Regions from separate parts of the Homo sapiens genome. Here region 1 is linked to region 2. The links are chromatin contacts, found by Hi-C or POLR2A ChIA-PET in ENCODE. All regions are on one chromosome and are shown on one strand. The core of a region is the stretch at or near the end of the contact, and the rest is flanking DNA. Distances in the headings are between cores, read along the strand shown.

What was found. Hi-C counts contacts between places; a loop is a spot of excess contacts on that map. ChIA-PET counts read pairs that join two places held with the same protein, here RNA polymerase II (POLR2A). Pooled maps may share reads with other maps.
Region 1: a pooled map shows a loop between it and region 2 (4-fold over the local background). The contact joins two enhancer-like sites. A Hi-C loop is called at or near these places in 1 of 168 maps with a recorded cell type or tissue (CD14-positive monocyte) and 3 of 50 pooled maps. POLR2A ChIA-PET finds 5 or more read pairs at or near these places in 1 of 52 experiments (activated T-cell).

Annotation. Positions count from the first base shown.
Region 1 is chr9:96,132,548-96,138,779 of GRCh38, forward strand. No RefSeq gene overlaps it. Among named protein-coding and RNA genes, the nearest start is that of HSD17B3-AS1, 110 kb to the right of the region's middle. RefSeq lists an enhancer at 4,820-5,114. Within about 2 kb of position 4,709, at least 14 of the 41 ENCODE cell types and tissues checked have a DNase peak (open chromatin) inside an H3K27ac peak, as active enhancers do.
Region 2 is chr9:94,653,195-94,659,071 of GRCh38, forward strand. No RefSeq gene overlaps it. Among named protein-coding and RNA genes, the nearest start is that of FBP1, 17 kb to the left of the region's middle. Within about 2 kb of position 3,182, at least 9 of the 41 ENCODE cell types and tissues checked have a DNase peak (open chromatin) inside an H3K27ac peak, as active enhancers do.

The sequences.
Region 1 (6,232 bases), core at 3,459-5,958, 1.5 Mb after region 2:
CAGTTATCATTTTGGTCCATTTCACAGTCTTTCACAATTTTCCCTCCTTTGCAGTAAACACATGTGCACACACACACACACGGGCACACTCTCCCACCTCCATGCCTTTGTTCATGTTGGTTACTTTTGAACAAAATCACTCTCTCCTGTCTTCTCTGCAAGTCCAAATATGACGTGCCCGATCTACCCCTAACAAGCCAGCATCTCTAAGGGTGGGACCCAGTACTCTGCATTTCCGACATGCTTCCCTGGGTGCATCTCCGATGCAAAGCCTTTGGAAACCCAAAGTAAGGAATGCAAGTTCAGCCCCTCGGGGTTCAGGAAAGGGAGACTTTCACATGCACTGGAGTTATGAGGAAATGCTTCCTACAGGAGGCGGGTTCCAGACTGGAGCTTGAATGACGGGCAGGATTTGGAGAAGAGAGGCGAAGGCATTTTAGGGAGTTGGAAGGCATGGAAGGAAGGGCAGGGGAGTCAGGATCTGCCTGGGGAAGCCAAGTTTCCACCCCAAGCATGAAGGAAGAAGGGAACATTGGGCGAGTGCGGCAGACACAGGCCACAGAGGACCAAAGGGTGGACAGGAGGGTTGGACCCAGGCCAGAGGTAGTGCACATTTTTTTAGCAGGGGATTAAAATGAGAACAGCAATGGTTTTTAAAAGGCTTTTGGGGAAATCGTATACAGCAGAGGATCTGCTCCCTGAGGACAAGCAGGCAGGAAAACATACTTGACTCCTGAACGTGCCCCTTCAATTTAGTCTGGGCCTTGTGACTTATAAAAGGCAGGTTAAGGAGGGTGATGCTCATTCACAGAACAAGAAGCAGCCAATTTCCTTAAGCGGAACTGCGGAGAGACTGAATATACAAACAGGCAATGCTCAGACCGAATGAAAACTCTGACCCACCATCTGCAGCAACCAGACCAGGAAACCAACCCGTGACCTATAGGAATCAGCCCAGAAAGCCAGCAACAATCTACACGTCAGACCACTATCTCTGGCAACTGGCCCAAGAGGCCAAACAATAACCTCTGAAACAACTAGCCCAAAAAGCCCAGGACTTGACTAATAACTGACAACTTCCCTAATTTTTGTCCCCACTCCCAACTTAGGAGCAGACCAAGAAAGCCAAATATCCTCCTGAGCCAATCTCATAGGATGAGATCTCACTTCTGGTTAGCCCACCTCCAGCTTCCCAGGCCAACAGCCTCCTACCAGGACACACCTGAAGCTCTCGCTTGTTTCCACTATAAAGCTTTCCCACTCCTCTGCCTGCCTTTGAGTCTCTGCCAAATACAAGCAATGGCAAGCTCTGAATAAATAGCCTTTGCTTGTTCTCTTTGGGTGGTCTTCATTTCCACACCACAAATGGTCATCTTCATCTCAGCTCAGCCAGCACAACATGTTTACATCCACAGACCTACTAATTTCAACATTCAAGGTTATTTTTACCATTAATTTAATGTGCTTCATCATAGGTGGAAAATTATAATGGACATTTCTCATTTCTATGTACCATATATCCCATACATAAACAAAATAATTCCATCAGGCAGCAGTGGTTAGTGAAAAAAAAAGTGGGAACTTAGAAGAAGACATGGGTTCTAGACCCAGCTCTGCACCATTTGTGTGTTTCTTGGTCAGTGTCTGACTTTCTGGGCATTTGTTTCCTGTTCTGTGAGATATAGACATTGCAGTTGATAATGACTAAGGTTCCCTGCAGTTCTAGCCATCTGTGATTTTATAAAGCATAAATCTCTTATCCCAGTACTTCCTCACTACTCTCAAAAATCAGAAAGTTCCTATAAACATGATTTTTTTTTTTCGAGACGGAGTCTCGCGGAGTGCAGTGGCGCAATCTCGGCTCACTGCAAGCTCTGCCTCCCAGGTTTACGCCATTCTCCTGCCTCGGCCTCCTGAGTAGCTGGGACTACAGGCACCCGCCACCACACCCCGCTAATTTTTATGTATTTTTAATAGAGACGGGGTTTCACCGTGTTAGCCAGGATGGTCTTGATCTCCTGACCTCGTGATCCGCCCGCCTCGGCCTCCCAAAGTGCTGGGATTACAGGCGTGAGCCACCGCGTCCGGCCTATAAACATGAATTTTTAAGGTATCTCCATCCTTCATAGACCAGGTCTTCACTAAGTTCTTTCATTTATATTTTTTTTCCCAAATGTTTCAGAATTGAATAGGGAAATGGATGAAAACTTCTGTTTAATCGGTTCTAGAAGTTTACCAGGTACCCACTCTGAAATTCACAGCACTGACTTATTTGGTGGCTACAAAGAGATTGATGACTTGTTTTGTGCCTTGAGGATATTACACACTAATTGGAGGAATACAAAACCTGCATTTGTAAATCTAACCAAAAAAAAATGCCTATTCCGAAACACGGATCTGGACAAGAAGTAAAACTGGTGAGTAGAGGAGGGAGAGAAATCACCGAATTACTGTCTTGGGGAAGGTGGAATTTGAGCTGAATCTGGAGGACGGTACTATTTGGACAGGTGGAGAAGAAAAAGAGAACAGAGGTCATTCGAGGGAGAACAAACGGTGTGAGTCGGGAAAGAATAAGGTGCATTCAGAACACCACAGTAGCCTCATCAGACTGAGTTCCATGAAGCCAGAGAAGTAAATACAACAGGAATTGTGACTTTAGGTTGAAATGCACAGAGCTGCAAATACCAGGCTGAAAGTTTAACTTTTCTAATCATTGCTTGGCACTATTTCAGTTTTCCATTCATCCTTCTGTTATTATTTTACTTAAATGTGTGGTAAAACTGACTCATCTTTGGAGCCAAAAGAAAAAATATAGTGAGTGAGAGGAAGTATTTGACAACGTTTGCCTTTTTTGTGTGTGTGACCCTATTTACCTCTAGTAATGCTTTGTTTTTAATTGTGGTAAAATATCCATAACATAAATTTACCATTTCAACAATTTTTAAGTGCACAGTTTAGTGATATTAACCTCATTCACATCTTTTTGTGCAACCATGACCACCAGTCATCTCTAGGATTTTTTATCACCTCAAACTGAAACTGTGTCCCCATTTGACACAAGCTCCCGGTTCCCCCGTCCCCAGGCCCTGCTCATCACTGCTCGACTTTCGGCTGCTGCGAATTTGACTATTCTAGGGACCTCAGGTAGCAGAATCATGAAATATTGAAGCTTTCATGTCCAGCCTGTCTCCTTAGCATGTCTTCCAGGGTCATCTATGCTGCAGCGTGTGTCAGAATTTCATTCTGTTTTAAGGTTGAATGAAGTTTCATTGTGTGCACATGCTACATTTTGCTCATCTAGTCATCCACTGATGGACATTTAGGTTGTTTCCCTTTTTGGTTATTGTGAATAATGCTGCTATGGGTGTACAAATATCCATTGGAGTTCCTGCTTTCGATTTTCTGGAGTATATACCCAGACCCAAAATTGCAGAATCACCATCACAAAGATCCTTATGCTGCCTCTTTATAGCCACACTTGTCTCTCCCCATTTTCCTACCACCACCTTAACCCTTGGAAACCACAACTTGTTCTTCATCTCTGTGGTTTTGTCATTGTAAAATTATTGCCAGGTGCAGTGGCCTGCATCTGTAATCTCAGCTACTTGGAAGGCTGAAGTGGGAGGATCGCTTGAGCTCAGGAGTCTGAGACCAGACTGGGCAACACAGACAGACCCCATCTCTATAAAAATATATTTTTATTTAGTATAAAATAAAAATAGAGTCTCAGCTATTCAGGAAGCTGAGGCAAGAGGATCCCTTGAGCCCATAGTTTGAAGCTGCAGTGAGGCAAGTGAGGCACGATTGTGCCACCGCACTCCAGCCTGGGCAACAGACAAGATCCTGTCTCTATATAAAATCAAATCCTGCAGGCCAGGCATGGTGGCTCATGCCTGTAATCCCAGCACTTTAGGAGGCCGAGACAGGCAGATCATTTGAGGTCAGGAGTTTGAGACCAGCCTGGCCAACATGGCGAAACCCCTTTTCTACTAAAAATACAAAAATTAGCTGGGCGTGGTGGCTCATGCCTGTAATCCCAGCTACTCAGGAGGGTGAGGCACAAGAATTGCTTGAACCCAGGGGGCCGATGTTGCAGTGAGCCAAGATTGCACCACTGCACTCCAGCCTGAGCGACAGAGTGAAACTGTCTGAAAAAAATAAATAAATAAAATCATGCAGTATGAAATTTTTGAGGTTGTCTTTTGCACTCAGCGTGATTCCTGAGAGATCCATCCCAGTTGCTGTGTGCATTGATGCTGCTTTCTTCTTGCTGAGAAGTAGTCCATGGTGAGGATATTCCACAGTTTGTTTAACCATTCATTCACTAAACGACATTTGGGTTGCTTACCATTTGGGGTTGTTACAAATAAAGCTAATTTAAACATTCCTATACCTGAGTTTCTGTGGACATAAATTTTAATTTCTCTGGGATAAATGCCCAGGAGTGCAGTCATTGGGCCATATGGCATGTTTAGTTTTACAAGAAACTGCAAAACAATTTTCCAGAATGCTTATCCTATTTTACACTCCCACCAGCAACATGAGAGAGATCCACTTTCTCTACATCATCACCAGTAGCTGATACTGCCACCTTTTTCAAATGTTAGCTTCCCTAATAGGTGAGTAGTGACATCACATTCTGATTTTTTCAGAAGGGTTTATATTTGCTATACATCAGTTCACCTACTTTGCATTTCTTCCTCTTAGCCCTGCTTTTAATAAAGAAAACTCTTTCCACATTGTCTTCTCTTTCCTCACTTGATTATTCTTCGTGGGAATAAGAGAATTAAAGGAATGTGGAAAAGTGTTTCTCTTGCATTATATTGTCCTAAGAAGCCTCAGTTATCACTTGCTCTTACCAGTGCTTTGCAGTCACCAGGAATGGTAGAAAGCAGCGGCTGGCCAGAGGGCTGGCAGAGGCGGGGCTGTTCTTTGTGCTTGTTTATATTCATTTTCTAGTCACAGCTCAAGTTGTTTCACTTTCTGCTGCTCAGGGAGACGAGGGCAATGTAAATGTGCTTGCTGTTGTTTAAGCCTCCCGGACAGTAAAAACAAAAGCGGCCGCACTGCCTTTCCCTAAATAACATCAGAAACCCCTTTGAGAGCTCGTTGAACAAGATTTACACATTTTAAAGAGTTTTGAAGTTAGAAGGGGTCCTAGGCGAGGCCCTCGGTACACATTAATGATGTGCCTACTGTGTGCCTTGCTCCAGCACGGTCACCCAGTGCTGGGTTACAGATCTGCATAGGGATAAGTTGCAGTCCCTCCTTCCCACACTCTGCCAAGTGTTACAGAGAGGTGTGGGCTAAGTGCTCATGCAGAGATGTGACAAGCCACTGTTGGGGGTCTGGAGGATCCCACAGCTTACTCACTGCTCAGGAACTGAGGAACTCAGCCATCAACTCACCCAGAGCCTCTCCAGCCTGCCTGAGGCTGAGAATCATGTGGGGCACCAGAGGAAAATAGAAATTCCCAGATCCCACCCAAAGGACCTGGATCAGAATCTCTAGAGCAGGGACACAGGAAGCTGTGCTTTAGAGCAAGCTGTTCATAGGTGTTATGAACTGAATTGTGTGCCTGTCTCCCCCATTCATATGTTCAAATCTCCCCCTAGTGTGATGGTATTGGGAGGTGAGGCCTTTGGGTGGTAATTAGGTTTAGAAGGGGGCATGAGGGTGGGGCTCTCATGATGGGATTAGTGCCCTTATAAGTAAAGACACCAGACACAGGCAACACAGAGATGACCACGTGAGCACAGAGCCAGAAGGCGGCTGTCTGCAAGCCAAGGAGATGGGCCTCGGGAGAATTCAAACCTGCTGACACCTTGATCTCAGACTTCCAGCCTCCAGAACCCACATAGTGAGAAGACAGTCATGTGCAAGCCAGGGGGCAGGCCCTCACCAGGTACCAAATCAGCCAGCACCTTGATCTTGGACTTCCAGCCCCCAGAATTGTGGGAAGTAAATTCCTGTTGTTTAAGCCACCCTGTTATGGCAGCCTGAGCTAACATATTGACTAATACAATATGACTCTCAGGATTATCCCAGTTGAGAACTGTGCGTGCAATCCAGCCCTCTCATTACAGGTGAGGGAACTAATACAGCAAGGTTAAAAACCTCATCCTATGTCCCCACACTAGTTAAAGGCCTTCTCTAACTGCTAGACCAGTTCCCATTACACCCACTCAAAGTAGACAAGTAGTTTTCATCTGAATGCCAGCTCTGGCTGATG
Region 2 (5,877 bases), core at 1,932-4,431:
CGTAGGGATCCGAGTGATGGACTGATGTCTGTCTCCTTCCAGCAGGCTGTTCACTCTCTGAGAGCGGAGGTATCTATTCTGCTCACTCTTTTATCCCAAGGTGTTCTTAACATGGCACCCCGAAGAATGTAGGCCCTCAGGAAATATTTGTCAAATGGTGACTGAAGTGGAGAGAGAGAGAGAGGGCAATGAGGCCGCCGCTTGTGAGGGCTCCAAGTGTTCGGAGGGAGTGGATTGTGCCTATTCAGTCACGCACCTTTGTCACTTGGGAAATGGCTGGCTCTGGCCTTGCACCTAGTGGGGGCTTCATAAATATTGGCAGGATTGAATTGAACTGAGTTGACGCACTCACCAGCTCCACTGGAAAATGTGTCTCGAGCTAGCACTTACTGAGCATGTAAAACTACGGGTCATTATGCTGAATGCTTCTCATGTGTTCACCCATTTAATCCTGAAGACACCATGAGATGGGCATTACTGTTCCATTTTTATAAACAAAGGAACCAGTCAGGGGCCCTGTGGGAAACAGATGGCACACTCAGGATGATTTCAGGAGAATTTCACAAAGGAATCCTCCACAACCATGTGGACGGGGGTGGGGGGAAGAAAGGCATAAGGGGCTGCGATGCCTCAGGGCTCACAGTGACTGCTGGGGGCTTCACTGCTACCCCTACGCTTGAAGTTTGCCAGAACCCCACACAGAGAGGGCAGAGTGGAGGAGCTGCCTGTCAGGAGCCAAGATGGCAGGTCGAGGGCTGTGGCCAGTCCAAGGTACCCCTGAGGGCACCAGAATAAAGTGTCCAGACTCGCTTTCCCTCTGAGGCTGTGCACTGACTGAACCCAGCTGGCAGCCCTGGGGCAGGGGAACCCTTGATGCCGTCCTGCGGGTCAGCCTCCCAGGGCCTCGAGCAGGTGGAGAAGGATGGAAAATGGACCTGGAGGTGCAAACAACCAGCACAAGTCCCAGAGCACAGTCCTCAGAGCTGGAGCCCCTCTCCAAGGCCCATCAAGAGCCATCTCCATAGTCCTCCAAGAGGACTGCTGTCCATGTACCGCCTTCTTGGAACAGAAATCAGAGAAGTCAGAGTTCTTCTCCATGCGAGTACTGACGAGTGGGTGCGCTGAGACTGAGTCATTGGCTAGAGCAGGAACTGGTGGGCAGTGATGCTGGGGAAGGAAGTACAGAGAGGACATGTCAGGTGGTCACCAGCCCAGCAACTCCCCATCACATGTGCCTCAGCACGTCCAGCCTAAGGGAGGGAGGGACAGTCGACCCAGACCTTGTCAGTCCACAGGCTGGAGGTAATTGAAATCCAGCCACTTTGATGGCAACTGCTATGGCCCTAGTCCTGTACTATAAAGCAGATCATCTGAGAACAAGAGAGCTCACCCAATGTCCATTTCACCTTGAATAAAATCTGGAGGCTGTGGCTCTGCTTACCCTCAACAGTCAGCTAGGGGCACTTCTCCAATGACACACCCCATGTCCTTAGACTTCCTCAGTGGCTCAATGTCTAACATGAGGAAGCGAGAACATGGACATCCCAACGCTTGTGTAATTGTAACGACTGTCTGCAAAGCACTTCAGTGTTCCCAAATGGAAAGATTCCCCGGAAGTAGAAAGAGCTATTATTGTCCATTATGAGCATTCTTTCTAGAATCTTCTTCTTTCTACCCTCAACTGTGGCTTTTTAGACTAGCAGACATCTGCCAAAAGCCACTAACCCAGAGACACTGATTCTATCAAACAGCACAGTGGGACAGTCACTCTCCCAACTTTCTTTCTTTTTCTTTTTTCTTTTTTTTTTTGAGACAGAGTTTCGCTCTTGTTGCCCAGGCTGGCGTGCAATAGTGCAATCTCGGTTCACCGCAACCTCCACCTCCTGGGTTCAAGCGATTCTCCTGCCTCAGCCTCCCGAGTAGCTGGGATTACAGGCATGTGCCACCGTATCCAGCTAATTTTTGTATTTTTGGGAGAGACAGGGTTTCTCCATGTTGGTCAGGCTTGTCTCAAATTCCCCACCTCGGGTGATCCACCCACCTCAGCCTCCCAAAGTGCTGGGATTACTGTCATGAGCCACCAGGCCCGGCCCCCAACTTTCTTAATAATTAAATCCAATCTCTTGCTAGACAGACTTTTTTGTTGTAGTGCCAAGGCTGCTTGAAATTTTCATTTTGCTGTCTAATTTGCATAAACTTGTAATCAATAAGTTTTTGCCCTATACTTGGCCCCTACTCCTACCGTAGTAAAATATTCGATGCATATTTTTCATGGAAATATTGAAGAAACATACATTCTCAGACAAGAAACATCAAATGTGGCCATTGCTTTTGTACCACTCAATATGCAACTCAGACTGGTTGAAATTTAGACCAAATGGTAACATCCAGAAGAAGATAGGACCACAGAGCTAAGGAGGGCTGCAGTGGGCTGAATATGGTGCCACTGCCCACAGTGTCCACCCAGAATCTGGGATGGTGGCCTTATTTGGGAAATGGGGTCTTTGAAGATGTAATCAAGTGAAGGCTGTTGCCATGTGATCATCCTGAATTACCCAGGTGAGCCCTAAACCCAATTACAAGTGTCCTCACAAGAGAAAGGCAGAGAGAGATTTGAAACACACAGAGCAGAAGGTGATGTGGAGGTGGGACAGAGACCCAGCGAAGCAGCCACATGCTGAGGAGCGCCTGGAGCTGGAGGAGGCAGGAGAGGACTCGTCCTGAGCCGTCAGAGGAAGGACAGCCCTGCCGCCACCTTCATTTCAGACTCGGCTTCCAGAACCGCAGGAGGACACAGTTCTGTGGCTATGAACCACCCGATTTGTGGTGCTTGGTTATGGCAGCCACAGGAAATGAATACAGAAACTATTCAAATCCCCTGGTTGAATTCCTTTATTTTACAGATGAGAAAAATAACAGCATTCGCAAGCGACACACAGTTTATGAAATGTTTTCACAGAGTGACCATGTTCAGTCTTCATAGCAATTCTGTGAGGTGGTAGTTTCTGCCTGTTAAAAGGAAAACTGAGGCAAACTACATTTAACAGAGTTTAATTGAGCAAAGAATGATATGGGAATCAGGCAGCCCCCTGACCAGAAGAGGTTCAGAGCGTCTCTGGTGCTGCCGTGTGGTGAGAGTCTTTACGGGCAGAGAACGGAAAGTGAAGCACAGAAAACAGAAGTGAGGCAGAGAAACAGCCTGATTGGCTACAGCTCAGCGTTGGCCTTACTCGAACACAGTTGGAAGACTTGGCCACCTGTGAGTGGTTGAAGTATGGTTGCTTGTCACAAGAGTAGGTTACAGCCCCTTTCACATCCAGTTAAGTGACAGTTCCCTTTGTGCAGAGAAGCCTTTAGCCACACAGGTCCCAAATGTAACATAACATTTGTTACACTTAAAATAAGTAAGGAGGCAGCTGTAGGCTAAATTTAACATGCCTGGGAGGAGGGAACTGAAGCTCAAACCAGAAGCAGCAGATAGATGGGTCTGCAAATTTCATGCGTTTTCCACCAGATCTCTGCCTGTGGCTCAGAGAGGTGTGGCAGCACAGCTACCTCACACAGCTGCTGAGAAACAGGCTTGGATACAGGTCTTTTTTTTCTCCCCACTTTTGCTTCAGATCTCTACCCAGGTATAACGAGCTGCATCTCAAGGTCAGAACGACTGAACAATAAAGAGGTTGGTTCAACAGATGACCTCAAAACTCATAACCTACATCCCGAAGCTAAAGAAAAACTTACGTCTCCAAAAAGAGGTGTAGTTAGCTGCAGGTTATTTGAATGAGCAGCACATGCTGTGCATTTGCTTTAAGATTCTCCAAACACGCAGAAAGCCAAGCTAATCCTCAGCGCTCCCATGCCAATCTGGTGTGGGGACCCTCCACTCCAGGCTGCCTTGTAGAATGCCTTATTGATGTGCGGCAAGGGGCACCCCATGAAAGTCCCAACAGCTCTGAAGGTAATGAGCAAATAATCCAGTTGAGCAAGCAATCAAAGAACAATAACAATTGTCTTGTGACAATACCCCCCAGTTTGTAATTAGTTAGCTTAAATTAGTTTAAATTCACTTCATTTGGAAGATTTTGCCTCTGAGGCAGGCCAAGGCTCTCTTTCAGAGGCCAATTAGATTAAATTAGAAGTGGCACATTAGCTGGGGAGACTTCATTCATTTTGGGTTTTTGCAGCCTTAATTATGATGCAGACACAGCTGGAGTCATCCTTTGGAGGGTTTTCTTGCTTCAGCAGGCACTGGAGGCGACTGGATTCCTGGGAGAGGTGCTTTCAGTGGCGTGTGTGGCCAACCAAGCCACCCAAGGCTACTTTGTCACCAGATTCTGCTCTTGGCCCATTCCCCCAGCTGCTGTGGGAGAGTCACAGGAAGTGAGGAATCCTAAGAAGATCTTCCTTTTTCAAAACAGCTTCATCAAGGTGCAATTAACAGACAAGAAACTGCACACACTGAAAATACACACTTTGGTATGTTTTCACATGTCTATACCCATGGAACTACCACCACAATCAGAATAATAAGTATATTGAAGGAAATGAAAATATTTCACTCCAAAATATACTTTTTGGCATATTTTAAGATGGCTATTCAAAAGGGCTAGAAATCCAAGAATAGCTGAAAAGCTGTCTTGCTGGGGGAGGTTTGCGTCCATAGAGACCATCTTTGTGAGCCAGGCCTCCTCTTCTGCCCCTGCCATAAGCTGATTTGTCATCTTTTTTTTCTTTTCTTTTTTTTGAGACGGAGTCTCGCTCTATTGCCCATGCTGAGGTGCTGAAGTGCAGTGGTGTGACCTCGGCTCACTGCAACCTTTACCTCCTAGGTTCAAGCGATTCTCCTGTCTCAGCCTCCCGAGTAGCTGTGACTACAAGTGCATGCCACCACGCCCAGCTATTTTTTTTTTTTGGTATTTTTGTATTTTTAGTAGAGACAGGGTTTCACCATGTTGGCCAGGCTGCTCTCGAACTCCTGATCGCAGGTGATCCACCCGCCTCAGCCTCCCAAACTGTTGGGATTACAGGCGTGAGCCACCGCACCTGGCCCCCCCGACTTGCCATCTTAACCCACTGTGGGCCACCCTCAGATCCCCTGTTCTCTCTGTAACCTCGAGGAGATACACAAGCTTCTGCACCCGTGGGGGTTGGGGTCATCTTTCTGTGATTTTCCCTCCATGCACGTTGATAAATTTGTATGCTGTTTCTAGTATTAGTCTGCCTTTTATAAATTGATTTTTCAGCAAGTTTTTAGAGGATGCAGGGGAGCTTTTTCCCTTGGTCCCTGCAATATCTATCCATTGCCCCCAGAAATTTCCTCGTGTAATTTTGTCATCTCTCCCTCCACCCCTTCCCTCTCACACAGACTCGGGCAACAACTGGTCTGCTTTTGTCACCATAGACTACTTTGTATTTTCTAGGATTTTATATAAATGGAATCATACTACATGTACTCTTTTTTTGCTCTTTCGCAAAGCATAATTGAGATTTATCTATGTTGTTTTGAGTTATCAATAATTATTCCCTTTTTATTGCTAAGTAGCATTCTATCATCCAGATATACTACAGTCTGTTTATGTTTATCGTTGAGAAATTTGGACCTTTTCTAGGTTGGGGTTATTTCACATAAAGCTGCAGCAGACATTTGTATACAAGTTTTTGTGTGGACATATGCTTTCATTTCTTTTGGGAAAATACCTAGTAGTGGAATGGCTGGTCATAGGCTGCTATATGGTGAACGTTTTCAGAAACTGCCAAACTTTTCCAAAGCCATTGGACCATTTTACATTCCCATTAGCCTGGGACCATTGTTACAGGTTCCCAGGTGATCTATATCTTCCCAACACCTAGTATGATTAGTCATTTAATTTTAGCCAT